Linked DNA regions of Homo sapiens: region 2 is linked to region 1. The links are chromatin loops, found by intact Hi-C in ENCODE. Cell type or tissue: psoas muscle. All regions are shown on one strand. Links, peaks and the distances in the headings refer to the core of each region. The heading gives the core; the rest is flanking DNA. Region 1 overlaps USP7 (ubiquitin specific peptidase 7). Region 2 overlaps HAPSTR1 (HUWE1 associated protein modifying stress responses).

Region 1 (15,592 bases), core at 7,593-15,592:
AACCCCATCTCTACTAAAAATACAAAATGGGCCCAGTGTGGTGACACATGCCTGTAATCCCAGCTACTTGGGAGGCTGAGGGAGGAGAATTGCTTGAACCCGGGAAGCAGAGGTTGCCACGAGCCGAGATCATGCCATTGCGCTCCAGCCTGGGCAACAAGAGCAAAACTCCGCCTCAAAAAAAAAAAAGGATCTGGGGTAGCATCAGATTGGTGTCCCACAGCTGCATCTAATCCTGACTTTGCCCTTCCTGGCTGTATCCTTGTGTAAAGCCCTTGGCCTGCCATTGGCGCAGAGGATGAGGTCTATAATTGGGAGTTCCTCTTCTGAGCCATTGAAGCCATTTGCATTTTACAATAATAATGCTGGCTTCATTATGAAGGGAAAATGAAGCAGGCAAAAAAAAAGAATGCTGGCTTCATGGACCACATCAAGAGCAGACCCCTCACCTGGGTTATGTCATCTGATTTCACAACAACCCTATGAGCTTCTTATTACCCCTATTTTACAGATGAGGCAGGGAGGGGATGGAGGTTTAAAGAAAGGTGGGGGCCAGGCATGGTGGCTCACACCTGCGATCCCAGCACTTTGGGAGGCCGAGGCAAGAGGATCACATGAGGCCAGGAGTTCAAGACCAACCTGGGCAATATAGTGAGACCCCATCTCTACTAAAAATAAGAAAAAATTAGCCAGGCATGGTGGTAAGCACCTGTAGTCCCAGCTACTCCAGAGGCTAAGGTGAGGAGGAAGACTTGAGCCCAGGAATTTGAGGGTACAGTGAGCTATGATTACGCCACTGCACTCTGGCCTGGGCCACAGAGCAAGACCCTGTCTCAAGGCAAAAAGAAAAAAGTGGGACCTTGCCCAAGCTCATAAAGCTGAATAAGCAGGAGGCAGACTGGACTTTTGAGCAGGTAAACACACACACATTTACACCATGAATATGTGTGGACATATGAACCTATACATACCTACATTTCTTCTTTCTTTTTTTAGATGGAGTTTCACTCTTCTTGCCCAGGCTGGAGTGCAGTGGCGCGATCTGGGCTCACTGCAAACTCTGCCTCCAGGTTCAAGTGATTCTTCTGCCTTAGCCTCCTGAGTAGCTGGGATTACAGACACGTGCCACCACGCCCGGCTAATTTTTGTATTTTTAGTAGAGACAGGGTTTCACCATGTTGGCCTGGCTGGTCTCAAACTCCTGAGCTCAAGTGATCTGCCTGCCTCGGCCTCCCAAAGTGCTGGGATTACAGGCGTGAGCCACCGTGCCCAGCCACATTCCTAAGAGGACATGAACATGCTACAATTAGATCTTCACATACATCTGGTTAGCTCCCTCAGGATAAATTCCTCCAAACAGAATGGCTGGGCTCTAACAGGACTATATTTCAGACCCTTGATCAGTTTCCCCACCCAGCCGTCAGCAATCTCCCACCCACCCACCATGTGGGGCCGTGGAAACATGGAGCAGGGCCATCTCCAAAGGCTGTTCAAGCCATGCCCACGGGAAGCCCCTGCCCTCCTCCTGCAGGAAGTGAGGATGAGGCCACAGTGAAGGCACACATCACAATGGCTGTTCTACTGGAGCCAGGCCCAGCAAGAGGTGGACAGGTGTGGCCCCAGCTCCTCACACCTCCTGGCAACCGGGCCTCCTCATGAGAATTCCTAGAAATAAGCACATGAGCACTCGGAGCTCAGAACACGGTGCTGCCCAGGCACTGTTGCTGGGACAGAGGCCCTCCAGAGCACCAGGATGGAATCATCCCCGGGTGAGGGCTCCCCTCATTCAGGGGCCAGGGCTGGCAGGGACCGGGAAGAAGTCTACTCTGGAGACCGCAGGAAGCAGAGAGGAGACGAGGGTCCCTGTGCTGAGCTGGGGGCTGCCCTCAGTCCTCACCACCCTTCCCCGAAATCCTACTGTCCCCACCAATCAGGGGGCCACGGAACCCAATAGAGACCATTGGGCAGTGGGGCTTTCAACGTGCTGTACTCTCCCTTAAAGTGTTGCAAGGAAGTCGCCAAATGAGACTAATGACTCCCCCACATCAGGTATGACGCTCCTGCCCGTGGCCAGAGACAACCGAGGCTGAGCGTGGAGGCAGCAGGAGGCAGAGGCTGTCCTGGCCCTGGGGCTGCCTGGCCATGTTGGTGTGGAATTGGGAAAGTTACCGAATCTTTCAGAATCTGTTTTCCAAGTGATTCTCCTGCCTCGGCATCCCGAGTAGCTGGGATTACAGGCGTGCGCCACTGTGCCCGGCTAATTTTTGTATTTGTAGTTGAGATGGGGTTTCACCATGTTGGCCAGACTGGTCTCGAACTCCTGATCTCGGGTGCTCTGCTGCCTTGGCCTCCCAAAGTGTTGGGATTACAGGTGTGAGCCACTGCATCCGGGCCTAAGTTTTGAGCTAAGTCCCTGGCATACAGTGAGCCCACTGATCTGAGGGTGCTTTTCTTTCTCTCTCCTAAAGATCCTTATCCTGCTGGTCCCCCTCCTCCCTATGGTCCTCCTCACCAGATGTACTTTGAAGGCCCCCAAGTTGTTCAGGTAGGTGAGTGCCCCTGCCGGCCTTCCCTTGTCGCTTTCTGTCCCCTGCTCGGAGCTGCCCAGAATATTCTCTTTCCTGACCTCTGACCAAGACTCTGCCCAAACAGCACATCCTCTGGCAAGTTCTCCTCCCCTGACCCCGTAGCTGTGGGACCCCGCAGCTGGCCAGCTGCCCCTGCTCCCATGCTGGCTGTGTTGCCAGTGGCCACCGAAGCATCTCTCTCCAGAGGGAAATCACTGGTGGATGGGGCCTGTATACAGTAGGCACTCAGGAAATTTTTATGGAGTAGACTCCCGTTCTCTACTCTGCAAACACACCACCCCTCAGGCCACAGAGGAGGGGAAGGCCGAGCCCCCCAGGTGGGGCCTGGGTTTTGGGAATTTAAACAAATTTTCCAAGGAATTCTCAGGCAGTCTCCAGATTCAGAACTGCTGGGTTGGATAGATTCCTGGAGGGCACAGTGAAGATGACGTCACCATTGAAAAGCACCCTTTAGGTCAGGTGCGGTGGCTCAGGCCTGTAATCCCAGAACTTTGGGAGGCCAAGGCAGGTGGATCGCATGAGGTCAGGAGTTCAAGACCAGCTTGGCCAACATGGCAAAACCCCATCTCTACTAAAAATACAAAAATAAGCCGGGTGTGATGGCACATGTCTATAGTCCCAGCTACTCAGGAGGCTGAGGCAGGAGAATCGCTTGAACCCGGGAGGCGGAGGTTGCAGTGAGCTGAGATCGCACCACTGCACTCCAGCCTGGACGACAGAGTGAGACTCCGTCTCCAAAATAAAAAGAAAAAAGAAAAAAGCACCCTTAGAGCCCACTGGAAACCCCACTTCCAGCTAAGAACACTTCTTTCCTTAGTTTCCTCCAAACCGGGGTGGGGGAGCCACACCACACCCCCACATATCAGGTCCCCAGTCTCCAGATCCCAGCATCTCCCCATCTCAGGTGAGCACCGACAGCCCATGGGAATTGAGAAGCCACAGGGGTCCTGGCCCCGGGGGGTCCCACCTGCTTCCCGCTTCCCACTCCCACAGCTGTATGCCGGCATGTCCGTGGTGGGGACGTCCATGCCGGTGCAGGCCGTGTGTCCCTACTGTGGAAACCGCATCATCACGGTGACGACCTTTGTCCCGGGTGCCCTCACCTGGCTGCTGTGTACCACCCTCTTCCTGTTCGGGTGAGTGGCCGCCCCTCCGCCGCTGCAGAGGCCTGAGCATTGGTAGGGGTGGGTCCGGGTGGGTCCCTGCAGGGTAGGGGGAGCTTTCGGGGAAAATAGCAGGACCAAGCATAGGGGAGGCCAGTTGGGTGGGGCCATTACCTCCTTGAGAGGAGGCGGCAGCCCTCTGACCCAGGGACCTCCCATGAGAACAGCAGGGAGTGGAGGGGTGAGTGATGCCTACAAAGCAGCCAGCTTAGGACACCCACGGCAGCTGCTGCTGTCACCAGCAGCCAAGAGCTTGCGGGTTCAGGATGGCTCTTACCTCTCAGCTGTGGAGTTTTGAAACACACAGAGGGGCCAGGCGCGGTGACTCATGCCTGTAATCCCAGCACTTTGGGAGGCCGAGGTGGGTGCGTCACTTGAGGTCAGGAGTTATAGACCAGCCTGACCAATGTGCTGAAACCCTGTCTCTAACTCTATTAAAAATACAAAATTAGCCGGGTGTGGTGGCACGTGCCTGTAATCCCAGCTACTCAGGAGACTGAGGCAGGGGAGGCAGAGGTTGCAGTGAGCCAAGATCACGCCACTGCACTCCAGCCTGGGATACAGAGTGAGACTCTGTCTCAAACATACACACACACGCCCAGGCCCCTCCCAGACTCTGCCTGGGTCCCAGGTGCGTCCAGCGTACAGTGAGAGGTGGCCCCGCTCACGCCCAGCCTCCGCTCCGGGGCTGCAGGTACGTCCTGGGCTGCTGCTTCCTGGCATTCTGCATAAGGAGCCTAATGGACGTGAAGCACTCGTGTCCCGTGTGTCAGCGCGAGCTCTTCTACTACCACCGCCTGTGAGCCCCCAAGAAATAAATGCCAGGGGTGCCACCTGGGCACACCCGTGTCTATGTCCTTACCTTCTGCTCTGTCAGCCCAGGAGATTGGGTGGCCGCTGGTGCTCTGGGAGCCCACGTTGAGTGTGTGGGGGCCGCGCCGTCCTGTCCACCGTTCACCCTCTTTTGACTCCTTAGAGCCACAGTCCATAGTTCAGCCCCATCTTTCTGGGCTCCCTCCCATCAGCTCAAGCCTCTGCCTCTTTGGGAAAACTATCTCCCTGCAACTCCAGCCGGAAGGAGAGACCTGTTCTCCCTGATAGCCACATCCTCACCCACTGCATGCACCTCAACCCACAACCGGGCTTACTCTGGGCCCTGCCACTGCCTTCTTGACCAGTGGCTCCGTTGCTAAGTGCAACATCCTACGTGCACTTGCTCCTTCGCTCCTACCTGACTGGGTTCTCTGTAGCCCTTGGCACTCTCCCTCCCTTCCCCAAAGACCCCATCTCCTGGGCTGCAGCAGCTCTCCAGCCCCTGCTGGTGGGTTTGTCACTTGGCCAGTGCTCCTCAGGGTCTGGCCTTGGCTCCTCCTGTCACACCCGATGCTTCCGTCGCCAGCTCCTGCATCCCACCCACAACCTTCTCCCTAGGATGCTTGAGGCCCTGCAGAGCCAACAGGTCTCACAGTAACTCCCTCCTCTCTCTTCTCCTGGGCCTAGTAGCTGGGACAAGAGTGGGTGGCAGTGCCCCCTCCAGGGCAGCCCTTCAGTCCTGTCCTTCTTGCCCTGCAGTGATTCATTTCCTCTGCTTTATCCCCTCCTTGAAGGAGGCAGCAGCCCCGGGTTTCCCTATCGAGAGTCTCTCCTGCTCCTGCTGTTCTCCAGCAGCCAGTGGCCGGCACTGAGCCGGTGATTCTTGTGGGTGAGGATCTGGAATTGCTCGGACTATGCCCGACACCTGCCGACAAAGTGCCTCTCTCAGCCCAAGTCCACATGCTTCCCCTGGGGCCCCTTGAGGCCATCTGTGAGCTGGCTCCAGCTCCCCTGCCCACCCCAGCCAGATAGGACCGAGTGCCACTCCCTCACCACCCACCCGACCTCCCCAGGCTGCTCCCAGCAGCGTCCAGCCCTCCAATCAGCCCCTGCCCTGTCAGTCTGGTCACCCGCTCTCTGGTGTGTCACTTTCCCCAGGTGGTTTGTGAGGTCTTGGCTCGCCTCTGTATCCCAGGGCCTGGCGGGGACAGGCGGGTTATAGAAGCTAGGATGGGGCAAGTCTGCCCTGATCTGTCTGGCCTCCCACCAAGAGGTTTAACCCTTAAGACTCCCGTACAGCTGCAGCCTTACAGGACTCCCGGCAGAGCTGCTGTGGAGGAAGGTGGACATTAACAAGCCCCAAATAAGCTGATGAATAGGACCCCTTTCAGGGTCTGCCTGCAGACACGGTCAGGAGGGGGACGACGGGGTAGAGGAGAATCCAGTGTCACCACTAAAGGACTTAAATTTTGCAGAATAGGCTGGGCACGGTGACTCATGCCTGTAATCCCAGCACTTTGGGAGGCCAAGGTGGAAGGATTGCTTGAGTCCAGAAGTTCTAGACCAGCCCGGGCAACATAGCAAGACCTCGTTTCTACTGAAATGCGGGGCCGGGGCATGGTGATGAGTGCCTGTAGTCCCAGCTACCTGTGGGGCTGAGGTGGGAGGATTGCTTGAGCCTGGAAGGTCGAGGCTGCAGTGAGCCCTAACCATGCCACTGCACCCCAGCCTAGGTGAAAGGGTCTCAAAAAGTTAATAAATTTTGTAAAGTAGAAATATTGTTCTACTCGTCATGTTTTCAAATAAGATGAATTTCACAGAGGGGAGAAAAGAAGTAAGGGAAGAATTGGGGGAAGAAGTAATTGGGAGCTGGGGGCACGTGAAGCCGTCTTCACTAAAATGTGGCTGGGGGAGCTGTAAGGCTCACACCGATGGGGTATTGACCCATTATTGCCCCAACCTACAGATGCGGAAGCTGAGGCTGAGTAACTAGATCAGCGCTGGAGACATAGGTCTGTCCTCAGGGTTCAGCATCAGGGAGGAAGGCACAGAGGTGAGGGGTGCATGTGTGTGTGGCTGAAGGCCTGGAAGGAAGGGTGTGTGTTTATGTGTGTACGCGCATGTGTGTGGCTGAAGGCCTGGAAGAAAGGGTGTGTGAATGCATGTTTGTACGCGCGTGTGGCTGAAGGCCTGGAGGAGGGGGGTGTGTGTGTGTGTGGCTGAGGGTCTGGGTGTGTGTGTGTGCACGTCTGTGGCCAAAGGCCTAGAGGGATAGAAGGGAGCATTACCTGTCTTCCATCATGTGGTCTTCAGCAGGTAGAGGTTCCGGGAAGCCACAGGTCAGGCAACAGCCATCTTGGCCAAAGCCTGGCATGATGGGGCTGACAGGTCCTTAGGTCACACCAGCCCCGGGGAAGGACAAGTTCTGGGACAGGTTTCCCTGGAGTAAAATGCCCCAATGCCTGTGCCTTTGCCACCACCCAAAGGCCTGGCTAAATCGGGAGAACAACTTCCCGGTCCACACTAGCTGCAGGCCCCAGAGCCTTCATTTCCACTTCAGAGACTCAGCAAGATTTTTAGGGTTGGATGGTGAAGTTTCTGACACAAATTAGGCAGCTAGTACCTGGGAACCCCAGTAAGTCCCTGAAGACAAAGGAAGCAACCTCTCATTTGTAATAAATGAGGACACGGGCACCAGGTCAACATAGGGAGACAGAAAAGCCCCTGGTGGACGAGGCGGGTGGTCATCCATCCAGGATCTATCTCAAGGTGAGGCGTGAGGGTCTCACCTAGGACGAGGGCCCAGCCACCGGGCTTCCACCATCCAGAGGGAGAGATTTGATGGCTCTGCAGAGCAGCCAGGCTGTGGCAGGCGACAATCGGGGGCTGCTCGGTCTTGCTGGCAAGGCCCATCTACAGCCTGAACCCTCCATCTGCAGAGTTCAGCTGGAGCCTCTCGTTCTGATTCCACCCAGACTGTTGTCTTTCACTCGGATTCCCAGATGGCTCCAGAGACATGAGCGCCTGCAGTCCAGGGACAGTGTCCAACCACGGCCAGGCTCTGCTCACTCAGTGTGGACTGGCTGGGTGCCAGGTCTTCCTCAGTCACAGGAGAGCTTTCATCGGCCTGAGTCAGTCACCATTGTGCCTTCAGAGGTGGCCAGGTCCTTGGCATGGCTGCAAGCTTCTGCTATGACTCTATGGATCAGTCCCCAGGCCTTCTGGATGCAGACTGCCCCGTGTTAGGAAAACGTCACTTGCCAACTCTTAGAAATAGGACAATTCGTATAGAAAATCCAGGATTTTCAGCTTGGCGAGGTGGCTCACCCCTGTAATCTCAGCATTTTGGGAGGACAAGGCGAGAAGATCACTTGAGCCCAGGAGTTTGAGACCAGTCTGGGCAACCTACGGAGACCCTATCTCTACAAAAAATTAAAAAATTAGCCGGGCATGGTGGTAACACCTGTGCTGCCAGACAGTTGGGAGGCTGGGGCAGATAGATCGCTTGGGCCCAAGAGGTCAAAGGTGCAATGAGCCATGACTGCACAACTGCACTCCAGCCTTGGAGATGGGGTGAGACCCTATCTCAAAAAACTAAGACAAACAAAAATACACATTAAAAAAAAAAAAAAAGTCGAGGCTTCTCAAGTTCCGCTGTCTGAAGGTGTAGGTGCAGAGGAACTGGGGTCTTGAGAGGCTGCCAAGTGGGGCGGGACTTCATCTGTCCCTTGGCCCAGTCCCCTGGAATACCCCCAGACCCAAGCCTCGGGGTGTCTGCAGTCACTGCCTTAGACAACAGGACCTGAGCCACTGTTCTAAGCCTCTCGGTGTTCATGTGTCTGAGGCTTTGTCCCAGGGAAGCCTCAGGTTCTCCTATGCCAAGACCTTGCCGCAGGGCCAGGCTACGGCAGGGCCGGGGCTTCCTTCTCCTGCACCCCTTTCCCTGACCCCTTTCCACGCCCAGGGCCGGCCTCTTCCCCAGCTTCGGGGCCTGTCAGAGGGGCGGCCCACCACTGGCAGATGAGCTTGGCAAGTTGCTGAACCCTCATTTGAAACTGGGGACAGCCCCCATCCTACCCCGCATGGAGGGCTGAGCTAGGGCTACCTGGAACAGGGAGGTGAGGCGGGCAGCCAGTGGGGGTCTGAATGCCTGCTCCACACTGAGCAAGGCTCAAGCCCCCATGGCTCAGGGTTCTGGCCTACTTTGGGCCACCAGACGCCTCGCTGCTGACCTCTCAGGGCTGGCTCACTGTGCACAATGGTTATCACAAAGGGTTTCTTGCTACTGTCCCTCCTAATTAGCCGGAGGCAAGAGTCAGAACAGCCCCCACCCCACCTTCTCACAGGAGCCCAATGGGCAGGTGTGGCACTGGCACCAGCTCGTGGGCAGAGTTCGCTGGTGGCTGGTGGCCTTCCTCACAATGCCACCCATACCATTTCCCTACTGGAGTTCTCAGCTCAGCCAGGGCAGAAAGATGCGCCAGGTGCACGTGGCCTCGAGCCACGCCCTGTGGGATAAAGGCGTGGAGGGGCCATCAAGGCCAAGCTGGGAACCTTGAGCAGCTCCTGGACTAACCCTCACCACCAGGGAGGGGCTGGCCTTAACCACCTTTCTCTGCCTCCTCGCTGCAAAACCAGCTTTGCAGCAATGAGCTTCAAAGGGCTGAGTGATGCTGAGTACGGGTGGGGAAGGACAGGAGGTGCCAGTCTCTTACTCCTGGGCACTGGACTTCAAGGGTGGTCTGAATCCGTAACTTCTTCCCTCTCCCAAGTTGTCCACGTGCTGTGCAGGCACTGTGCTGTGAACCCCCAGATCCAGTCATTGACAGGTGGCAGCATGTAGGGGGTCAGTGACCCCTTGGAGCTGATGGGAGGGGGCCTCCCTTTGGAACCTGCAGTTTTGCTCACAGACCATTCATGGCCTCCAGCTCCCAGGCCTCACTCAGTTAAAGGCTGCGAAACGTAAGTCAGCAGAAGATGCACAGGCACCCATCTCCCCCAAAGCCAAGACGCAGGGATGGGGAAGTCTGTCCTTAACTGTTCTCACGCAGAAAACCAATGTCCCGAAGGCTTTAGGGAGTAGGCCATAAAGAACGCCCACTCCAACGCCTGTGCTTCACGCAGCACTCAACAGCCCTCGAGTTAGTCACTGTAACTCCCGAGGTGGGGAATGTTTTGTTAGAACTGCATACCCAGTAAGGAAGACATCAGCCACATGTGCAAATTAGAATAAAATTAAAATTCAACCCCCTCTGCCACTTAAGCCACATTTCAAGTGCTTTATAGCCACAGGTGGCCAGAAGCTCCACCGCGACAAAGTTCTGATGAACACGACTGGGTGAGGACAGGGTGGTAGCAAGGCTGGCCGGAAACACTACCCATTACTCCCTCACACAAAAGTCTTAGGGATGTAGTCCAATGGGGTTGGCAAGGTCTGGTTGTTATCTTGACTCCCCTCCTCCCCAGGGGACCTACCTACACCACTAGGAGGTAGTGACTCGGCTATCTAATCTGAAGCTCTCTTGGCCCAAGAGGCCCTTATAGCAAGCCATGAAGACAGATCATTTCCCTGCAATCCAGGGTTGGTAAACCTACAAAAGGGGTTTTTAAAAACAAAGCTTTGTGGGGACAGCCTCGCCACTCAATTGTTGTCTGTGGCTGCGTTCATGCTATGTTGGCAGAGCTGAGAGTCCCAACAGAGACCATCACACAATACCTACTCTGGCCTTTTACAGAAAGTTTACCAACTCTGACCCTAGCCTAAGCCCAAACCACAAGAGAGATGTCTTACTTACACACCTCACCTTAGTAATTCAAGGAACCTTCAGGTGCTATGGCTTTGAGACGGAGTCTCCCTCACGCTGTCACCCAGGCTGGAGTGCAGTGGCACGATCTCAGCTCACTGCAACCTCTGCCTCCTGGGTTCAAGTGATTCTCTGGCCTCAGCCTCCCGAGCAGCTGGGACTGCAGGTGTCTACCACCATGCCCGGCTAATTTTTGCGTTTTCAGTAGAGACAAGGTTTCACCATGCTGGCCAAGCTGGTCTTGAACTCCTGACCTCAAGTGATCCACCGATCTCAAGCCTCCCAAAGTGCTGGGATTACAGGTGTGAGCCACCGCATCCGGCCCAGGTGCTATAGGTTTTATCGCATTTGCTTTAACTGTGAAGGTGGTTTCAGAGTTAAGACTTTAAACTACTCACAATTTCCATCCCTGGCACCATAAACATTTGCCTCACAGCAAATGAGTGATGTTATGTATGACGCCAAATGTCCTTGCCGTCTGGTGAAAGAGAAGCTGGGTCAGGGCCTCCATCAGGAAGCGATGGTGTCTAGACGTGGCTTCTCGCCCTGTCAAGGCACCCACGTTGCAGGGGACTCTGCCAGGTCCCATAGTGTCTCCCTTGGGCTTTGCTCACAGCACGAGCCACCGCGCCTGGCTGCTCTTCTCATTTTGAAACAAGACTGCTTCAGCTCGCTGCTCTTGTGTGTGAGGGCGTGGGAAGGGCCACTGTGACCGCAGGCCCTTGCTGTCACGCAGTGGTTTTCAGGGCTCCCCGCTGTGAAGACTCCGAATGCTGTCAACAGATGGCATCCACACCCCACAGAGGGAGAGGACACAATAGTCCCAGGGGTTACAGTGAGGCCGGAGAAGGGGAGTTCATTTTTCTTTCTTTAAAATTTCAGCTTGTCTCCCCAGAACCAGTTTAACAAACTCAAACTCCTGACACTGTAACTGCGAGTGAGTGGAAAAGGGAACGCGGCAGATGACGGAAACATTACAACACGTTCTTTGGAAAAAGAGTCATTTAATACCTTAAGGGAGAGTAGGAACTTTCAGTTACCTAAGACTACAGCCAACCCCCAGCCCAGAACAAAAACAAGACACCTTAATGTTTGTTCAAAGACAAACCCACAGCGAACGGCTCTCGCACCCCTGCTCTAACTCCTCTTTCTGGGGGAGGAAGGAGGGAAGGGCCAGGTCCGCGGGGACCCTCACTCCCTGCTTTCTATCACACGGGTCACAAGGCAGCTCTCAGAGCAGAAGGCACACACACTGCAGTGGAAGTTGAGAAAGGAAGTCACTCCAAGGTACACACTGGCCCAAAGACCAGGAAACCGTGCCACGGAGCTGGAAGGCAAGGCCGATGGGACGGTGCAAGGACCACGCCCACGATAGCGCCTGCCGCCCCGAAGGGCCTCGTGACACATCAGGTCACATCTCCAGTCACCTTATTTGTACACAGTTCTCTCCTGGAAAACCTTTCATTTCTTAAGAGTAAATGTGACTAGTTAGAGGCTAAAAAAAAAAAAAAAAAAAAAAAGAAACAAGAGACCCTGCCCCCGCAAAACGGAATTAGAAGGAAAAGTACATCTCAGTGAAACCTTGTTACAAATGCCAAGGTTTCCCAGGCCTGTTTCCAGGGAGAGTAGAAATCTTCCTCCACTTCCACGTAACTCACTGAATTATAATTTTTATAGAAAATTTTATTCAACATACAACATTTTCCAGCAAAAAGGCAATATACAGGAAGAGTTGGTGTACACTGCTCCCACAGAAACAACCCAAAAAATACCGGAAAAGGATGAAAAATAAGAGTGATTTGCTGATTCTATTTTACTGCACTCAAAACTAGACACGCAGCTGGCATTAGCTCCAAAATAAAAGGAAACGGGGCTGGGACCGAAATAAAACTACACACAATGAATATCAACATCAGTGAAATTCACTTGCAGACTCACCCAACAAAAAGGAACCTCCTCCCAGTGGCAAATTGTACATGTTCATTCATTAAATATACAATTCATTTTTCCTTTTTTTTTCATTTTTAACTTTTTTACAAAGTCGACAGCTTACTAACCACTAGTGAGCATGCCCTCTTGCTAAAAGGCTTTCTTGTCGTCTGTTCCACTTTAACGAAATTCTATTTATAATCCTTTCACCTGCTCGTATGAACTGTTGAGATCGTAAGTCTGCCAAGGCAGCAGAGTAAACCTTAATTGAATTTAACAATGTTCTTGATTTAATAAAAAGACCCCCACAATGTCTGTCCGGACTGTATTCAGTGCATCCACTTTGCAAAGGGGCTGCAGACAGTAGTGGCTGACGAGGTGAGACAAGTTTATTAAAAAGCCCCCAGGCAGCTGGAGGAGGAGAACCCGAGGAAGGGCCGACAATGCACACAATGAAGGGAAGAGCGCTATTTATTAGGTTGTGAGTTTCTCTGTTTTGCCTTAACAGATGCACAAAAGGTCATTGAAAGTATAACTGAAGGAAATAGGTCAGACGAGCCTAAACACAAGACTTGCTAGCTGCAGGGCTGGTGCACGGGACCCCAGGAAGGCAGCCGAGCCACTCGTGCCCACTAGGGACAGCCCAGAGACCTTGAGCCAGGGACCCCCGATCCACTAACCTCTTCTCCCCCATTGCGCTGACAGTTGCCTTGCACTGTGGTTACCATAAAATAACTCTCATTGGCATCCAAGCTTTATAAAAACATCTTCATTTTGCTCAAAAAGGGCAGTCAATAGATACAGAGAAGCCAAACTGAACAGCCTCAATAAAATAAAATTAACACCAGCAGCGAATCCTCTTGCTGAAGACTTCGGCTAGAGGGCACGTGCACCAAAGTTCTAGGCTGTTAAGGGGCCACCCACACACCGTCCTCGCCTTGAACACACCAGCTTGGAAATCAGTTATGGATTTTAATGGCCTTTTCAAGGTAAGTGTAGCGACTCCTCTTTGGGGCTTTGTTGAAGTGGTCGAGCCCTAGCCAAGGCCGAGGATGAGACATATTACCTGGTGGGGATGAAGAAAAGCAAGTGAGGCCACAGAGCAGCCCTGGAACCCCTCAGCGGGGTGGTGGCCAGTGAGGCATGCATCCCTGTGGCTCCCCAAGGGGTAAGTTCGCAGGGAAGCCAGGACCTGAGCTACACGCCCACCTGGAGCTAAGGAGGCCCACACCCTGACTGCGCCTCAGAGCCACTGCCCTCACAACCCTGAGTCTCAATCACCCTGCACACATATCCAAGCTTCTCTCCTTGAAGATCTCACAGGTTACAAAGGATGTAAGGACCTGTTAAGAACTCGTAGGTTATGGAATGCTATTGCTCCTGGTTCCACAGGTCGGCCAGTGGAGAGAGAGGAGCTGGCACTTGACCCTGGGGCTGCCCCTCCCAGCCCCAGACCACTTGTTTCTTAGTCTGAAACCCACACCAGCCCCCGGGGGGGGGAGAACCCTTACCGGGCTGTGGCTCAAAGTCTTTCAAATTTACTTCATACTCGTCTTCATTTATGTACTGGTGTCGGCCCATCATTACAATTGCAAATTTAAACTAAAAGAAAAAAAATTAAAACTCCTCCGTTATTTCTGTATATCAGCAAAACTCACATCTCTGGCAAAAAAGCCTAGGCCGCTACGCTAGGCAAGGCTTGAGCCTATGGCCCGCCAAGCCCCCAGGAGGCCCCAGCTGCACACCTTCTCAAACTCCTTCTCCTGGATGTCCAGCAGGCTCTGGATTCGCTTCATCACTTCTCGAAAATGCTCGCCCTAGAATGGCAAAGGACATGTGCTCACACAGTCACTCCCAGCACCCCCAGGCCACGTCACGTGGCAGCCGCCAAAACCAACGCCTAACCCCAGCAGGAGCGCAGATTCGGCAACAGCGGCCACTCAAAGGCTCCAGGTTTTGACGTGAGCCACTCGGCCAACCACAACAGCATACCTGGTGTATCCTCAGCAAAAACGGGATTCCGAACGTTCCGAAGACCTCTTTGTGGAAATGCGCCACTGTGACAAGCATCTCATTCTCTTTGTCTATGTCCACCTGGTCCAAAGGGATTTCCTGGGGACACGGACAACAGACACAGTTCTGTAAGTGCAAGTGATGTGGTCAAAGTGTCCACATCTCAATTCTCACACTACTCTAACCCGGAGGGTAAAGCCTATTTTTGCTAAAAAAACGCCACACCTGGATCCAGCCAGAGTGATGGGCACTCATGGGAGTCTCAGCCAGAAGATATCCAAGTTTCTTCCCCCTCCCCCAAAAAACTGAATTTTAAGAGGCCAAATACTGTATTATCCCAGTTCCTGTGGAAATGTCAACAGCTCTAAATTCAAGTGATCCACAGTTTCTGTCTGGATTGGGTTGGTAACCCAAACTGAGGACTAATTTCTGTGCAAAAACACTGTAGGTCCACTCATGGAATCATATACCTCGATTACTGGTATAAAAACACAAATCAAGCTACTTGTACAACTTGCTGTGATATTTAAATATGCAGCAGATGGGGCTCATGAATTCTCTCTGGTGCCAACAGTATCGGGGACAGATACCTCTATTCGAAACGTCCGGCTCGTTGCAGGAGATAAACATTCTAATAGTTCATCTTCTTGATGAACACCAATGATTTTGTAGCTTACAATTTCTAGCAGCCTGAACAGAGAGGAAAAAAAAATAGGGCAAAATGAAGTATATATATTCACATAAAAATAAAATGGTTTTCTAGAAAGAAATAAAGTTACCACGATATGTTTTTTTTTTTTTTTTTGAGACAGTCTCAATCTGTCGCCCAGGCTGGAGTGCAACAGCATGGTCTCAGCTCACTGCAACCTCCGCCTCCCGGGTTCAAGCAATTCTCCCACCTCAGCCTCCCGAGTAGTTGGGACTACAGGTGCGTGCCACCACACTGGGCTGATTTTTGCATTTTTAGTAGAGACGGGGTTTCACCATGTTGGTTAGCCAGGATGGTCTCGAACTCCTGACCTCGTGATCCGCCCGCCTCGGCCTCCCGAAGTGCTGGGATTATAGGTGTGAGCCACCATGCCCAGCTTTTTTTTTTTTTTTTTTTTTTAAAGAGGATCTGAAATATCAGAAACAGAGACCGGAGGCAAGGCACGGAGAGGGGGTCCCCTTGAAGCATAAGATTAAAGGGCTCTGCTGGACAAAGTGGAAATGGCCACATTTGGGCACAGAGATGTACAGACTGGGCCTCCGAAAGTTGCATAAACCTTTCCCACAAGGAATT
Region 2 (16,116 bases), core at 7,661-15,660, 220 kb after region 1:
TAACCGAGCTACTTCAACGGAAACTAGCTCATCTGTAGAGACTGATTTGCAACCCTTCCGGGAAGCCATAGCTCTGCATGGTAAAGCCGTTTAAACATATTTCTTTGGAAAAATGGTTAAGAGGGTGCCTGTGGACCCATTTTTCACGGTTAGGTTTAGGTCCAGATATACTGTTTTTTGTCTTACAGTAAACAGCTTGCTCTAGAAATGTTTAATAGAATGTAAGCTAAGAACTTAATATGGGCGATTTCTGTCAGCTAACCTATCCTAGAAAATGTTTTTAGAAAGTTAGTTTGAGCTTATTGGTGTTAAAATGACATATCTTTCTGCAGTGTTGATTAGAATTTATCGCTTTACACTTATGTGTTGTACGTGTTTTTTTCCTCTTCTGAAGTCAAAGAGGAAGTTCTTGTGTCTTAAGAATTCTGTTATATTTCTAATGGTCCATGACAGGCAAGTAAGGTGGGAAATTGTTGGGTTAGTTCTCATGGGACCTGGGACCTCCCTTGACACCTTTCTTACTTGGTTTGCTGTAGATGGTGGGAGAGGATGGATGTAAGACTTGACCTTCTGCCTGTCGTCCCTCAGGTCCCTTGCACTTTAAGAGGCAGGACCAGCAGAGTGCAGCCAGTGGGCAGGTGGATCTCTATCTCCCCAGGCCAGACCTGTCATAAGAAGGCACTCTTGGCTAAGGGATTTTAGTATTGCTGGAGAAACCCGGGAAATGTAGTCAGTGATAAGTCTGTTGTTGCTTGTTGCTGTCTAATACAGACTTCCAAATAGAGCTGGGAGAGTTAACCTGTGTGACAGCATTGAATACTGCTGTAGGAAAAAAAGCAACAGAATAATAAGACTTGCTTGAAACCATGATGGAAAGATGGATCACGCAGATGGCTAAGCAGGTAGAAGTAATTAGGTCATGAATCCTTTTTTTCTTTTTTTTTTTTTTTTGGAGACGGAGTTTCGCTCTTGTGGCCCAGGCTGGAGTGCATTGGCGCGATATTGGCTCACCGCGACCTCTACCTCTGGGTTCAAGCGATTCTCCTGCCTCAGCCTCCCGAGTAGCTGGGATTACAGGCATGTGCCACCACGCCGGCTAATTTTTTAGAGACAGGGTTTCACCGTGTTGGTCAGGCTGGTCTCGAACTCCCAACCTCAGGTGATCCGCCCACCTTGGCCTCCCAAAGTGTTGGGATTACAGGTGTGAGCCACTGCGCCTGGCCATGAGTCTTGTTGAAAGTTAACATTTTTGGGCCATAGTACAGGTCATCTAAAACAAAGTAACCTGGTAAGGTACTAAGAAATAGTGGCATATAAAGAAACTTTATAGACGTTGAATCATTGAGACTTTATAATACCTGTAGAGATCTTGTTCTCTCTGGCAAACCGTAGTTCTTTCCTGAAACCCCAATGTTGTTTTTTCCCTTGATAGTGTTTAGGACAATTAAAAACAAAAACATGAATTGCAGGAAAGTTCAGGTTGTGTGGATGCAGTACTTTAAGACTGCACACTGTTCCTGACACAGTGGAATAGTTAGGCTGTCAGAACTTTGGAAGCTCAGGCAAAAATGGGATTGATCTGTTTATGCTGAATTAGAGAGTTTCACATCTTTCCCCCTAAAGTTTGGGAAAACAATTAACTAGAGGTGTACATAGTTTGTTAGATTAATTTTAGCGCATGGTAATATTTGATGCAGTTGTCTCTCCTTAAGTATTGTGATTTTCTTCCTTTATTAAGAGGGTTGTGGGTCATTCCATGCTTCTCTTAAGGTATCTTTTTACTCTGTTTTACTGTTATATTTTAGAAGATAGTTTTAAGAAACATAAAAACCATGCTTGTTATCTTAACGTAGTAGTAGTGTACATAATAGTAAAAAGGGCAAGCCAGCCCCCTCTGCCCTCGAAAAACTGTATTCTCCAACTCCCACTACATTTTCTCATATTGAATCTGTTCCACCTGTGATTTATTGTTTTCCTGAACTTTGGGAGTTTTAAGCAATGATACAGTTGAAGGGACTGTTTATAATTTTCACATGTTTAAGTTGTGAGGCTTTAAAACTTAAATATAAGGCTTTGTCTAGGAAGAAAATGATCTTTACCTTCAATAAATTTATAATGTAGCACTAATCCAGTATAGATTGGAGACTGAATGCATTCTTACTCTTAGGGTTCATACCTCTAATTCATGTGGTTAAGACAGTGTTGTGGTGAAGTAATAGGGCCCCTTGAAAGAATCTACAGAAACATAAATTATACTGAGTTGTGCTGTACTGGTTTGTGAGAACATCAGTGTATTAAGGAGAATGGTAGTTTAATTTGAATATTTAAAGAAAGTAATTTGAATGGTTCTAGTACTAGGGCCATTATTAACTAGTAACATAGATTAGTGACTTCAACTGGGTGTCCTTATTATCTGATTTGTCTGAAGTGAAAACTGTTAAGGTGCTCTTTTAAAATGTATTTGGAAACACCATAGTTAGGGTAAATACAATGTCACAATTCACTCTTGCATATTATTTGCTTAGCCAAATTTATGAATTCTAAGTTAGGCCAAATTGAAGGTTTTGGAGTTTTACATTGTGGGTGAGTCTAAATTCATGCGTTTGGCAAGCACAAGGACATGGGAAAAGAATCTGGTATTTTGAGGCAGGCTTGAGTTTATAATGAAAGCAAACTCAGTTCCTCTTCATGTCCTATGTATTTAAGAGAGGACAGTTTTCCCTCAGTTTTTTTCCCCTTCCTTACCCCTACCCCCATCAAATACAGCCCAACCAAATAACTGTGTTCTTAATTTAAAGGAAAATGGCAGACTTGACACCTGCTGAATATTTCGTGTAGACAGAGTATGACAATGAATGAGATCCCCAGTCATTGCCCTTGTAAGCCTGGGAACCCAGTTTAGTGGGAGAGACTAATGTAAACAGCTTTAATCAAAAGTATATCAATTGGCCGGGTGCTGTGGCTCACACCTATAATGCCGGCACTTTGGGAGGCCAAGGTGGGTGGATCACTTGAGGTCAGGAGTTTGAGACCACCCTGGCCAACATGGTGAAACCCTCTCCCTATTTAAAGAAAAAAAAGTAAGGCATATCAATTTATGGTTATCAAATAGGTTTTTTTTTTTTTTTTTGAGACTGAGTGTCGCTCTATAGCCCAGGCTGGAGTGTAGTGCTCACTGCGACTTCCGCCTCCTGGGTTCAAATGATTCTCGTGCCTCAGTCTCCCGAGTAGCTGGGATTGTAGGCGCCTGCCACCACGCCCAGCTAATTTTTGTATTTGTAGTAGAGATGGGGTTTCATCATGTTGGCGAAGCTGGTCTTGAACACCTGACCTCAAGTGATCTGCCTTAGCCTCACTGCTTGCCCCTAAGTGGTGGGATTGCAGGTGTGAGCCACTGTGCTGGCCTCAAATAGTTTTTATCAAAGCTACTTCAATTAGTGGTTAGCAAGGCTTAAAGACTAATTCAGTGCTTTATTTTGACACTTGTTCGCAACATGTTGCTTTTTTTCCTGTGTCCTATGGGACCTAGTCATCTGTATGTTAGATTCACAGAGGAATTAAAGAGATAAACATGCATGTGCTAAATTGATTTCTGTCTTGCTTTGTTATCCTATAATAATGTTATAAAATAACATTATTATAAATTTCCCAAGAGTTGAATTAATACCAACAACTGGTAACTCGTTTTTATGTAAACAGCATACTTGAGACCAGAAATCTTCTGGATCACTTTGTGGATCTCTGCCTGCCATTCTCATTGGTCCTCTGTTCATCCCTTTTCTAGAGCTTCTCCTTACCTTGGCTTCTCTTCTGCCACATTGGCCTGCCTGACCTGTCCTCAGGCCCTGTCACTGCCCTAGATTACGTTTCCCATGTCTTCACTTCCAAATCTGGACCTCTCGTTTAGACCTTCTCTCCTGACTGCCAGATGGCATGTCCCACTGTCCTCCGGTGTACATCTCCAAATTGTCCCACAGGCATTTATCTCAGATGAAGTTTCAGGTTGGACTCATTCTTCTGCCCCAACAGCAGAATGACTCATTGAGCCATTGAGCCATTCAGCACATTCTCTATATGGCAGATTCGGTGCTGTCTCTGGAAATACATAAACATAGAGCGATTCCTTTTTCTGTTGAGGCAAAATATGGATTTGGTTAATTTCTATTCACGTCATGAATGTGGTATGTGGAAGGTCTTCTGAGAGCAGAAAGGGATGTTTCACAGCACAGCCCGGCTGTGTGGTGCTCAGGGCAGGCCCTCTGGAGGAGGTGAGCCTGGGCTCTTGGCCTAATGTTTCAGCTCTCACTTTCCAGTCCTGAGCTGTTGTTGCCAGTCCATCTTTCATGAGACCATTGGAGTGATCTTTCTGGTCTTGTCACTTCATGGTTTAAAGTTTCCCTGGGCCTACACAGTGAAGTCCAAATTCAGCATGGTATTACAAGACCCTTATGATCCAGTCTTAACCATTGGTTAGGTATCCTACCCATACTGTTTATCTCTTGAATACCTCTATGCTCTTTGACAAGTCCAGCCCCTACGTGTTCATACCTCACTTCTGTGACACAGCCTTGCTTCAGGGCTCCCAATCTCTGTAGCCTCCCTGAACTGTGCATTTGCTCTGCTGCTTGATTTGTTTCTGTGACTGTTCCATTCTCCTCGGGACACATAGCAGGGACCTTGTCTTGGTCCTTTTTTTTTTGGCTTTAACAGAACATAGCAAAGAACCTGACATAGGTGTAGTCTGAGTTTACCACTGGGGTTATCACAGAGGTCTGCTAAGTGAATACAACACAGTGGGGACCCAGAACCTCTAGAAAGGGTTGAGGATTACAATCCCCAGATAGCTACAATCAGGGAATAATGTAACCTGTTTGCCTAGGGTGCTACATGGTAATCTTGAATTAGAACAACTGAGACTTCCATGGGACCTTAGGGTGATAACCATTAAACCTACTCTTTCAGTGTTTACTTTGTAAAAGCATCACACTAAGGAGGTTGTCATTTAATCCTCACACCTACCCTGGGTTATTAACACTGTTGATGAAGAAAGCCTTACTTGGCTAAGATATGGAGCAGGTTAGTAAGTGGTAGAATAGATACTCCAGTCCTGTCTCCAAAATGCAAATTTTTTTTTAATTAAAAAAATTTCTAATTTTCAATATATTTATTTTTGATTTTTTATTTTCTGTAGAGTTGGAGTTTCGCCATGTTGTCCAGGCTGGTCTCGAACTCATGGGTGCAAGCCATACCCCAACCTCGACCTTCCGAAGTGTTGGGAATACTGGCATGAGCCATGATGCCTGGCCTCAAAATGCATACCCTTAACCACTATGCTCTCACATTTTTAGATGTGGGATTTCTGTCTACGACGTCGCCCCCACTAAGACCTAGGGCTTAGGTGTCGAGGTGGGAAAGATCTTGAGGCTTTTCTTCTCAAAATTAATCAGAAACGATGTGAATTTTATATCTCTTTCTGAGGTTTTCCCCATAAGCTAATCGGGATTAGTAGACTTAAAGGTGAATGACCAACTGTATCCCTGGTTCACTGGTTAGGAAGAGTACATAGTCTTTGTGTATAGGCTATTTTCCTCGGTAACCTTGGGCAACATGCTTGACTTCTCCAAGCCAGTCTCCTTTGTGAAAGGTGATATACTTACAAGACATTATATTAAATGAGAACCCAGGCAGGTTACCTACCCTACCATGACACTGGAAGTATTCTTTGCCTTAAGAAAAGGAGAATTGCTGGTTGGTTCCAGGTCCGGTGGGTACCCTCATTTCCCCTGGGCAATTTTACTGTAAAAATAGACCAAGGATCTCAAGGCCCAGTGGCTTTTGCCTTCTGGGATACTTTTTTACCTCCCTGTTTAGTAGTAAGGGTCACATTTTAAATTGCAGCTATCACACTGGAGGGATCAGATCATTTAGAACTTTGACTGCTTAAATATTACTCTTGCTAAGATCTTGAGCTTGTCTCATGTTGACAGACTAGTGAAGTTGGTTACGTTGTCTGTCTCCTCACTGGAGGGAGAGATTCAGAGTTGCCCTGTCCAACCCAGTGCTATCTCTGGAAAGGGTTGGATTGAAATCTAGTCTGCCTTCATTCTGAGGTATAATCATGAGGGTTAGGTGAAAGGGTCCCGAGTGAGAAGATGGCATGGGTCCTAGGGTGGGGAGCCCGATGCCAAGTCAGACTTCACTCGGTATGTTTATTCAAAGCCCCACTTTCACTCGTAGCATATCATAGGTGGTCTCTGCAAGTTGCTGACCCTGATTCAGACTGTTCCATAAAAGTCAGACACTTGGTTTTAGTTCCCAAACTGATTTTGATGACATTCTTGACTGCAGGGCTTGGAGTTAACCCCACTGGGCCTGAGTTGTCTCTCTGTAAAGTTACACATCATTTCAGACTCAAAGGCCTCTAGCATGCAGGGTCTGGTGTCATAATAGGCACCAATGGGAACCATTACTGTCATTGCCTTTTTTGGCTTTAATCTTCCCAATTGTAAGTTCCTTTCATGTTTAAAACAAGTTTAAAAGACAGGGGGACTTAGGCATGCTCAGGCAGTCTAGCCTTTAATGTAAGAATTTCAAAACATAAAGGAAAAAAAACTTTTTTTTTTAAGCAGTACTTTGTGAGTTACAAGACAGCAGCAGCTCCTTAGTGTTGATTGCCGAGGCCTTTTTGGTTTGAAAACTCTGCTTCCTTTGTGAATTTGGTGTTAGGAGTTCTTATTGTTATTCTGCAGCCTTTACTATTGTCCTTTATTTACTGAACACAGTGAATACCAAGCACTGTTTATTAGAGGTTAGGAGTAGGGGCAGGTGATTAAAAAAACAAAAAAGCTAATAATCTCCTCAAGCAATTTCTGGCCTAATAGAATTATAGTAGACAGTGAAGTATCTAAACCCAGGGAATCAGATTGAGGCACCATGTCCATCGCCTTGAGAATTAATAGGCTGCATTTCTGGGTTCTCCTTTTTTTTTTTTTTTTTGCCCAACTGAGTCTTTCTGTGGACTTACATGGAACTTCTTATTCTCTTAAATCATTAAGTTACTTGACAATATTCTTGGATTTGGAGAAACTGGATGTAGGGCCGTATGAAAAAATCATTCGAAATCAGATTTAGGGGTATAAGGTTGGATAGGAATGTTTTAGAAAGAAGAATGTAAGGCAGATAACTAATTTGTCACATCCAAAGTATAAAACTGCTACTTTTTCCCTAGAAAAGGGAAGCTCATTTTAGGCAGCCTAAACCAGTAAGATTTTCTTCCTCCTCCAAGTGCAGATTTTTGTACCTTTCGTTTGTCAAAACATTCTTTGGCCCTATGCATGCCAGAGTGATATAGAAAGGAAGTTACCACATTTTTTTGAGAACAAATCACTCCTGATAAAATTTCTTAGACAATTGATAATCATTTTAAGAAGAAATTTAATTGTATTTAGCTCTGTGTCTCGCCCCTTTGGTGTCACTCTTCTACCTCTTCCATCACTATAGCTAAATATTTAGAAGTATATCTTGACACCTAGCACAAATGTTTTGGTTAAGTATCTTAAAACTGATGGATGGTATGGCTGGGGCAGCATGGCTCACGCCTGTAATCCCAGCACTTTGGGAGGCCAAGGCGGGTGAATCACCTGAGGTCAGGAGTTTGAGACCGGCCTGACCAACTTGGAGAAACCCCGTCTCTACTAAAAATACAAAAATTAGTCAGGGGTGGTGGCGCATGCCTGTAATCCTGTCTACTCAGGAGGCTGAGGCAGGAGAATTGCCTGAACCCGGGAGGCAGAGGTTGCAGTGAGCTGAGATCGTGCCATTGCACTCCAGCCTGGGCAACAAGAGCAAAACTCAGTCTCAAAAAACAAAACAAAAACCTGTTGGTATAGTACGAAAGAAACGTCTTGCAGTTTTCTGTTGCAGAGAATTAATTAGAACCAACCTGTTGGATTATACACATTCACCTTTCAGAATCCTTTCTTCTCTGTGGAAACCCACACTCTCAGCAGTGTGTGGGAACACAGTAGATTCTTAAGGAATGCTTGTTGAATGTTGCAGTCTGCATCTTCTTGAAGTAACAGAACTGTTGGTAGCTGTTTAAAAGTAAAATGTGTCTAAAGACCTTTTGGAAATTAAGATGTAAGAGATTAATGCACCAAAGCAGTCTCTTAATTACTTAAAATGAATTATTTCAAAGAATCTTTAATTGAATTTTCTGTGAAGTCTGGAATTTGTAAATTATGTCCCTTTGTTCAAACCAGCCCCTGAAAAGAACAATTAAGGCAATTAAGATAGCATTAAAGTTTTCAATGAAGTTGGCATTTTCTGTGTATTAAGATTAGATGTTAGCTGCTGAAGTTTGTGGAGGTCGGACATAAAGCTTCCAACATCAGTAATGCAAAATTGTCTTGAACCTGCGATAAAATTTTGTTGGACTTTTTTTTCATTGCAGTGAAAAGGGCCATGTAGCATGCCTCAAAGCCAGGTTACTCAGCCTAGTCCTTGTTTAAGCAGTTTTGATATTCATTCAAGTTCAATTTTCTCACTGATTTTATGATTAATTTCTTGGAAAATTTGAAAGTTTTCAAGAAGTAAAAAATTAATATCTTGTTATCCCAGTATATAGAGATTAACTTCAGTTCAATGTTTGGTGCATTTTCTTCTAGTCTTTTTTTCAATGTATAAATATTAAAGTTATTTCATAGTTGAGATCATACTGCATATATGATTACTGTATCTTGCTTTTTTCATTTTAACGTCGTGAGCAATTTTCCCATGACATTACAAACTGTCTTTGAAAAATGGAAAACATTTGGGGCTGTCAGCATAACTGAAAATGTTTTCTTGGTGTGACACATGTATCTTTGTAATTGGTTTGATTTAGTGTGCTTTATTTCAATAAAAATTCAGTATTATAATTTACAGATTGGGGTGGGGAGTGGTATCTACTTCAAATTACTGAAATCTTCCTAGTAGAATTCCTTTTTAAATGTTTGAACTCCCCTGGTACATCTTAAACACGACATTGACACTGCAAGTGCTTGGATGTCCTGGCACCTCAGAACACAACTTTGTGCAAAAGGAGTGCTGTGCATCTGAATAGTGCAATTCATTTCCAATGCAAGAATGCCAGTTTCTTAGGGCCCCCGGTCAGGATATTACCCACTTGGTTTAAGTTGTGATTTCAAATCCCATTTTCTATGGGAGATACACTGGTGGAACAAATCTGCAGAGGGCCCTGCACCTGCGCTGGTGGATCAACGGTGTCTTCTCACCTCCAGGGCTAGCTGCCTTGCCTTCCCTCGTGGGGCTTAAGTGGCTGGGAAGCAGATAGACAGTGTAGATGAAGTCCTGGGCCACTGGCTGCTGGACTGAGGCAGTGAGATGACTGGGCTGGCATTTGTTCTTTCTCTGCCTGTGTGTGACCTCTAACTATGTGCCTGGAAACTGAATTACATGTAATTAATGCTGCAAACAGGATTTTCTTATTGCCTAAGCATGAACTTGGTATGAAAATAATAGTTAATAATTTACTATGTAACTTGGATTCTTATAACCTGGACTGTAAGTTTGTTTTAGCTCCAGTGGGAGTTTCCTTTTCAAAGTATGATGAAACCATCCTCATCTTTTCTACCCCTGGACTAATCATTTAAAATGGATACAGACACTTTAAAACTGCTGAGTTTATCTTGTGTTAAGCAATTAAGACTTCTCTGTCTAATCATGCTACTTGTTCTGCTTTTGTCAATTGATACTCTCATAGCCCTTTTGAAAAAGTATGTTTTTGTAGAAATTAAGTTGTATGCCCTCAGGACGTACAACTTGGTTTTTTTTTTTTGTTTTTTTTGTTTTTTTTTGTTTTTTTTTTAGTTCTGAAGCATGTTTAGATTTTTCTGTACTTGTATAGGTCTGATTGTTTATGTGGCTTAGCTAAGGTTTCCTAAAGCATCTTCTAGTAGCTGTCATTGGTTTGTAAAATAAAATTTGGGCTGTCAAAATGCACATTTTTTGGTTGTTAATCTTAATTATTTTTGACCCTTGTGAAAAGTCTTTTTGGGGAAGATTAGGTAGGCAGACTTTGAAAATATTTTCACTGCTATGAGAGTCAGTCATAGATCATATTGCACATTAAAGTTATCAAGATAAACACCCAGGTCATACACCCAGTAGAAAAAGATGATTTCCCAGAAGCTGTTAGAATTTTCAGATTGACCAAATTGATGTTTAACACATCTTCTTTTTCATGGAGAATGGCAGCTGAAACAATAAGGAACATTTGCTTGAAATCCCTAGTCCACTTCTGATACAGTGTTTTGAGCCTTCCATATTTGTTGTTAGGTATTAAACGTGCTGCCATGAGACTCCTATGTTAACAAGGGCATTAGGGTGGGGTTTGTTGAATTCTTTTTATAATTTGAAATGATAAAGGGGATCTTGATTTTAATTATTGAAGTAGCCCAGTTTATTGCTGAACGTGCCCATATTTTGCCATAATAATTACCTTTTGGATTATGAAACAAGTACGAAAGGTTATCTTTGAAGAACATGGGCACCTTGTAATATGTTACAGGCTGAGACACTAGGATGAAAGAAGGCACATCTCTCCCCTCAAGTTTAGTCTTGCGGTAGAACTTTAAAAAAAAGCCAACAATGGGGATAATTGAGTTTTAAACTTGATGGCAATGATTTAAGTGAAGAGAACACCTGGGTTTATTTTCTGGTGTTGGAGAGGTGAATAAACATCAACAGTTGAACCTTTGATTTCAGTGGATTTCAACATGAGGGGGTAGGACTTTGAAGTATTATTCTTTTTCAGAATTCGTAAGTGCCAGGCACTGTGCTTAGGTCATTAGATGGAGATGAAAAGATATTTTCTATAGGAAGAGACGGTTGATTGTACCATGCTGTAGAAAGATAGCTCAAGATTTTTTTTTGGTTTATTTTGTTTTTTAAAAGTAAGCTTGTGCCGGTTGGGGAAGAGGAAGTGAAGTTCCTTTTTGATGGTGTTGAGTTTGAGATGTCCAGTAGGCAGTTAGAAATCTGGGAGGGCCGTTGAGCTCATTAGTCTAGTTTTGGGAAACGTGTGTGGGTAAGGTAGGGGTTGAGGATATCACCCAGGGTGACACCAGCCTTTCAGGGGCAGAAGGGAACCCCACCAAGGCGACTGAGGAGTGAGCGGAGAGTTTCAATTTCAAGGAGGGGGAAAGAGGAGCCAGCAGGAAACTAAAATGGAGAGGTAGGAGAACCAGGGAAGGAGCCTCATAAGGGAGGTGCTGGGGAACAGGTGGGCTCACTCAGGGAGTGAATGTTGGGAGAGACAGACATTTGCAAATGTTGGAAGAGACAGATAGTTGCAGGCCTCACTATTTCAGAGAGCTGCAAATTGCATGATGTTGGTAGTCGGGATACGGTCTAAGGGTGAAGTGAAGAGAGCAGGAAGGGAAGAGAGAGAAACTGTTCAAAGAGATGAGGCCTAAGAGGCAGGCTGGCCCTAGGACCAACCTGAAGCCACCTTTTTGCTAAAATACTCTAGGCTTGGAAGAGGATCAGAATAACTGAATAGGAATATAGATTACACTTGGGTGGGAGTGCCAGCTCTTGTTTACTACCTGTTGACCTTGGATGAATTAACTTTTAAACTTGGGTTTTCACCTGCAGAATGGAGATATTATAGGTGTCATAGGAAGTAATTGACATAGTACCTGACACAGGAAGTATTCTCATGTTAATGCTTCTATTTTTTAATAGGTGCTAGCCTTGGAAAGGTTGAGAGGCTGAAGAGGGACAGTTTGATTTCCTCTGACCACCAGCAGGAGGGGAGGATGTGTCTTCTGCAGGGAGAGCAGCCAGGGGGATTGGTTGGATCAGTGCAGAAAGGAATGGGGGCACCTAGAGTGCGGAGTTGAGCACCTCAGAAGGGAGGTGTGGCCCTCAGGACATTGTCAGCATGTGCGATGATAGTGGAGGCCATGGATTTGAGAACATTTCAGAGAATATTTGATGGAGGGGAACGCCAAGGGGAATGTAATAGATTTGTGATAGGAGGCAGAGACTTTTCAACTTAAAATTCAAATTTAAACTACATTTTTAGGGAGTTCATGATTAGAAAGAATGGGCCCCTGTCAAATGAAACCTCTAAGCTTACTTGAAAATCTTATAAGTCCTATTCTTTGAAAATTAATTGATAGTCAAGCAATAACAGATCCCTAGGTGAGGAGAGAATAGTGGAAGGGGAAATTCCTAAGGCAGAAGATCACTGCCAGTGACGGTAGGTTTTTAAAAATGCAACACTGTGTTTGGTGTTTCCTGGCCTGACTCATACCTTTCACAGGTTTATCCTGAATGTTTAGGAGTGGAATGTAAGTTTGGCTCTTTAACTGTGTAAGAGTTTAAGGAAAGGAATAAGTATCCATGAGTGCTGGGTATATTCTGGATTCAGTAAAGTAACTCTTTTGTTTTTGAGACGGAGTTTCGCTCTTGTCACCCAGGATGGAGTGCAGTCTCGGTTCTTTGCAACCACCGCCTCCCGGGTTCAAGCGATTCTCCTCCTTAGCCTCCCGAGTAGCTGGGATTACAGGCGCCTGCCACCACGCCGGGCTAATTTTTGTATTTTTTAGTAGAGACGAGTTTTCACCATGTTGGCCAGGCTGGTCATGAACTCCTGACCTGAAGAGATCTGCCCGGCCTCCCAAAGTGCTGGGATTACAGGTGTGAGCCACTGCGCCTGGCCTTGGATTCAGTAACTCTTAATGTTGAAAACAAAGCAGCAGGATTCTTCACAACCCTCTCCCCTCCCCACTTCCATGAAGGATTAGAGAGGCTCATGATTGAGGCTGTCCTGAAGGATATCTACCAAATACATTCCAGACCTTAGGTGATCACATAGCCTGATTTGTCCAGGGTAGACTGACTTTGTACCTCATGTCCCAGTAGAAATTTTAACAGTGACTCTTTTCGGGCTCAACAGTAATCTGTTTTGGATGGCAAGTTATGTGATCACCTTATCTAGAGGGGATGTTGGAACAAGCCCACCTAGGCCTGGAAGTGATTTCTGGCTCTCCTGAATACATCACACACATACACACTCATCAGAGGGGTCTGTTGGAATGGTAACTTTGGGTAACCAAAAATGTCTTGTCTTTAAAGCAAATGTCTCCTGTCCTTATCTGTAAATTTTGTGCAGTACCTACCTCATAGATGGGAGAATTTAATGAGATATTTGTACACCTAGCACGGTGGTTGACACGTAGTAACTTTTAGTAATTGGTAGTTACCAATATTGTAGATATTGGTAGTATTACCAATAAAATATATGTCAAGGCCAGATGATATGTTTATCCAGAATAAAACTTAATTGCTTACTAGTAATCCCTTATAAAGGAAATAGGCAGACATGCTTTGACATTGTGACAACATGGAAAGTAAGTGGGTTGCTTTCAAAAGGGTTACATAATTGAGCAACTCTAAAACCTTTTTTCTTCTTCCTAGGTCTTAGTGGTGCAATGGCTAGTATAAGCGTGCGTTCGAGTACCCCAGGCTCTCCTACACATGTAAGCAGTGGATCGAATGCTAGTCGAAGGAGAAATGGACTCCATGATGTCGATTTGAACACTTTCATATCAGAAGAAATGGCACTCCACTTGGACAATGGTGGAACTAGAAAGCGTACCTCAGCCCAGTGTGGCGATGTCATTACAGACTCACCAACCCATAAACGCAACAGAATGATCTAAACTGCAAACATTTTCACACCCACCATGCTGCTTGAAAGCCACTTGATCCTCAACATATACTATAATTGCAAAGGAAACATGAGGCCATCTTCCCTTGTTCACTGTTTAAGACAAGTGAATTCTATAGTGGTTGCCATAAAAGGAAGTTCTAGGTATTTATAGTAGATGCCTCTTGTAATTATGGCTTTCTTAAAACTATAATCCTAGCAGAGGACATCAGATATTGTGTAGTCGTTAGCAAGATCATCATAGGCAAACATATATCCGTTCCAAGGCTAAAAGTGACCTTAACTGTATTTATTCTCAAAGGGAAAGGAAATATCAGATGTTTATTTGGTTATAGAATGCTTTTTTTTTTTTTGGGTCCATTTCCTGCTGTGTTGAGTATTTTGCTTCAACAGTATTGCCAGGTTCCTAAAATTGTCTAAAAACATGATTTGGCTTCCATTTTTGCAGCTGCACTGTACCATGCACCTGGTTTCTATATAGTAACAGTGTGCAATTCTAATTATTGGACTGTGCCCTGTTTTTAGTTTTCAAATCAATTTCTAATTCTGGTGATTGTGTGATGTAAAGAGGTGCTATGATGGTCATGCAATTAATACTAAATATTGAATCAATGCCCAGAGCTTTATTGGATTCACTTTGTGTGTGTTAGTGCTCTAAAGTAGCAGTATTATTATTAAACTGTCCCCAGAGTAACCCTGTAGGCCTAAAGTACTCAGTTTTAAGACAAACACTACTTCCCATGCGGGGTACTTTCCTTATGGTAAATGTAAACATGTAGACTGCATTCGAGGTGACCTAAAGTAGAGAGGTCATGAACTTTGAGAATGGGCTTCCTTTTTGGTTCAGTATTAGTGAGAGGGAGAGGGAGATGGATGGTGGGGTAGGTTTTCTAGTCTATCATTTTACATTTTTCATGGAGTCCCTGCTTAGTGCAGTTTCCATTGGAATGGGTGGAAGATGATAAAGCTCTCTTTTTTATCTACTAATAATGTGATTGCAACTTAAAATAGCAAAACCCAACTCTCCCTGTCCCTCCAATCCCTCTCCTAAAAAGTTCAGTTTGGAATCTCATTCTGGAAAAGATGGAATCGCATGGAGATTCTCTAGCTGTTAGGTAGACCTAAATAAAAAGTTCTCAATAGATTCCTCTTTTGAGTAAATATAAGACCTCTTGTAGCTACAATGTTTTAGAGCATGTTTCATCTTCATTTTTAATATCCTGAACTGAATGATAGTGTTTTTTTAGATGAAGAACTGATGTCAGCCTGCCAGGTACTGTAATTTATTCTATCATATTATTATATTATATATCAAGTAGGACAGTGAAAAATGTTTCCTTGCAAACTTGTAGTCCAGTATCAGTTACTTCCTATTTTTATCCTTAAAAGACCATTGCAAATCAGTGTAAGGGTTTTTCCAGTAATTACTCACAGCACTTTGTTAAAGTTTGCAATTTCTTCAGCCATTTAATAATATCTTTCTGTGAAGAAACTTTGCTGAGTTAACCATAAATGTTCATTCATTGACTGGGTGGGATGTGAATGGAATGTTAGAAATGTTGTGTGAATTGAAGTTCTGTATTCATTATAGATGTAGCCCTTATTTAAAAAAGTGAATTCCATACTAAAACTAGGAATGAAAGTGAGAGATTTCTAAACTTTTGCGAAAGTGGGTCATTTTTTGTTTGACTATAATAGCAGGAAGAATTATAGCAATCTGTCATTTTACCTGAAACAGACAAGCCTATGTATTATGAATACTTTCAAGCTTCCCTTTGGAATATACAAGACATGCGTTTGGAGTTACCTTTGTTTTTCTATCGTAAATTTAGATTCTGGAATTGGGGTTTGGTGGTGCAATGTGTTGCTCACAAGTGGCCAGAACTCCTATTCCTAAAAGGATTTTGAGATGGAGGAACACATATTTAATTCCCCTTTATGCCTTGGTTCTTGCTCCTCTTTCCACGTTGGATAACAATTTTTTGGTTGTTTTGTTTAAGTTGGTGCTCTGAAGCTTAATCTCAGTACCCTTTACTCTGAATTGTCAAATTTTGATAAAACGTGCCATTTTCTTTGGTAAGAGAAAGCAGGTCTTAATGTCTGCCAGAACACAATTTATATGCCTTATTGGCTTCATTAAACTTTTAGAAAACTTTAGCATTTGTTACTTTTTTCCATTGCGTTTACTTTCAAATGCACCTAATGAATTTGTCACCCAGTCGCAACTTTTCCCTTCTCTGTCCCATTGCTTTCTCCTTTCCCCGACGCACAGAATAAACATGAAGCTCAGCAGTAGAAGCGTAATGATTTCCCTCAGGAAAAACTTCTGACAGCTAGGTTTTTCAAGGGTTTCCCTGTGCTAGCTGAGATGCAAA

What was found. A loop is a pair of places that touch in the nucleus more often than their neighbours do. Peaks named below come from ENCODE experiments on the same cell type or tissue, not always from the same donor. Only the 100,000 strongest peaks of a DNase experiment are listed, where the experiment ranks them.
Region 2: it touches region 1 in a loop (2.4-fold over the local background); 4 of 110 quality-filtered maps call a loop at or near these places.

Annotation. Positions count from the first base shown.
Region 1 is chr16:8,880,742-8,896,333 of GRCh38, forward strand. USP7 (ubiquitin specific peptidase 7) reads right to left here. Exons shown (of 31, transcript NM_003470.3): 27 at 14,901-15,000; 28 at 14,290-14,409; 29 at 14,043-14,114; 30 at 13,809-13,899; 31 at 11,356-13,363. The coding sequence ends at 13,257. LITAFD (LITAF domain containing) reads left to right here and starts at 1,610. Exons shown (of 4, transcript NM_001395433.1): 1 at 1,610-1,769; 2 at 2,469-2,545; 3 at 3,582-3,724; 4 at 4,446-4,609. The coding sequence starts at 3,615. The coding sequence ends at 4,554. RefSeq lists enhancers at 7,175-8,017, 10,757-11,026, 11,087-11,236, 11,307-11,366, 11,417-11,646 and 1 more and a silencer at 5,593-5,732. In psoas muscle, for the core only: no CTCF peak of the experiment used is centred there; DNase peaks (open chromatin) are centred at 7,660 and 11,720; H3K27ac peaks cover 3,230 bases.
Region 2 is chr16:9,103,180-9,119,295 of GRCh38, forward strand. HAPSTR1 (HUWE1 associated protein modifying stress responses) reads left to right here. Exons shown (of 4, transcript NM_014117.3): 3 at 1-80; 4 at 13,489-16,116. The coding sequence ends at 13,733. Among named protein-coding and RNA genes, the nearest start is that of HAPSTR1, 20 kb to the left of the region's middle. RefSeq lists a silencer at 12,133-12,427. In psoas muscle, for the core only: no CTCF peak of the experiment used is centred there; no DNase peak of the experiment used is centred there; H3K4me3 peaks cover 583 bases; H3K27ac peaks cover 2,134 bases.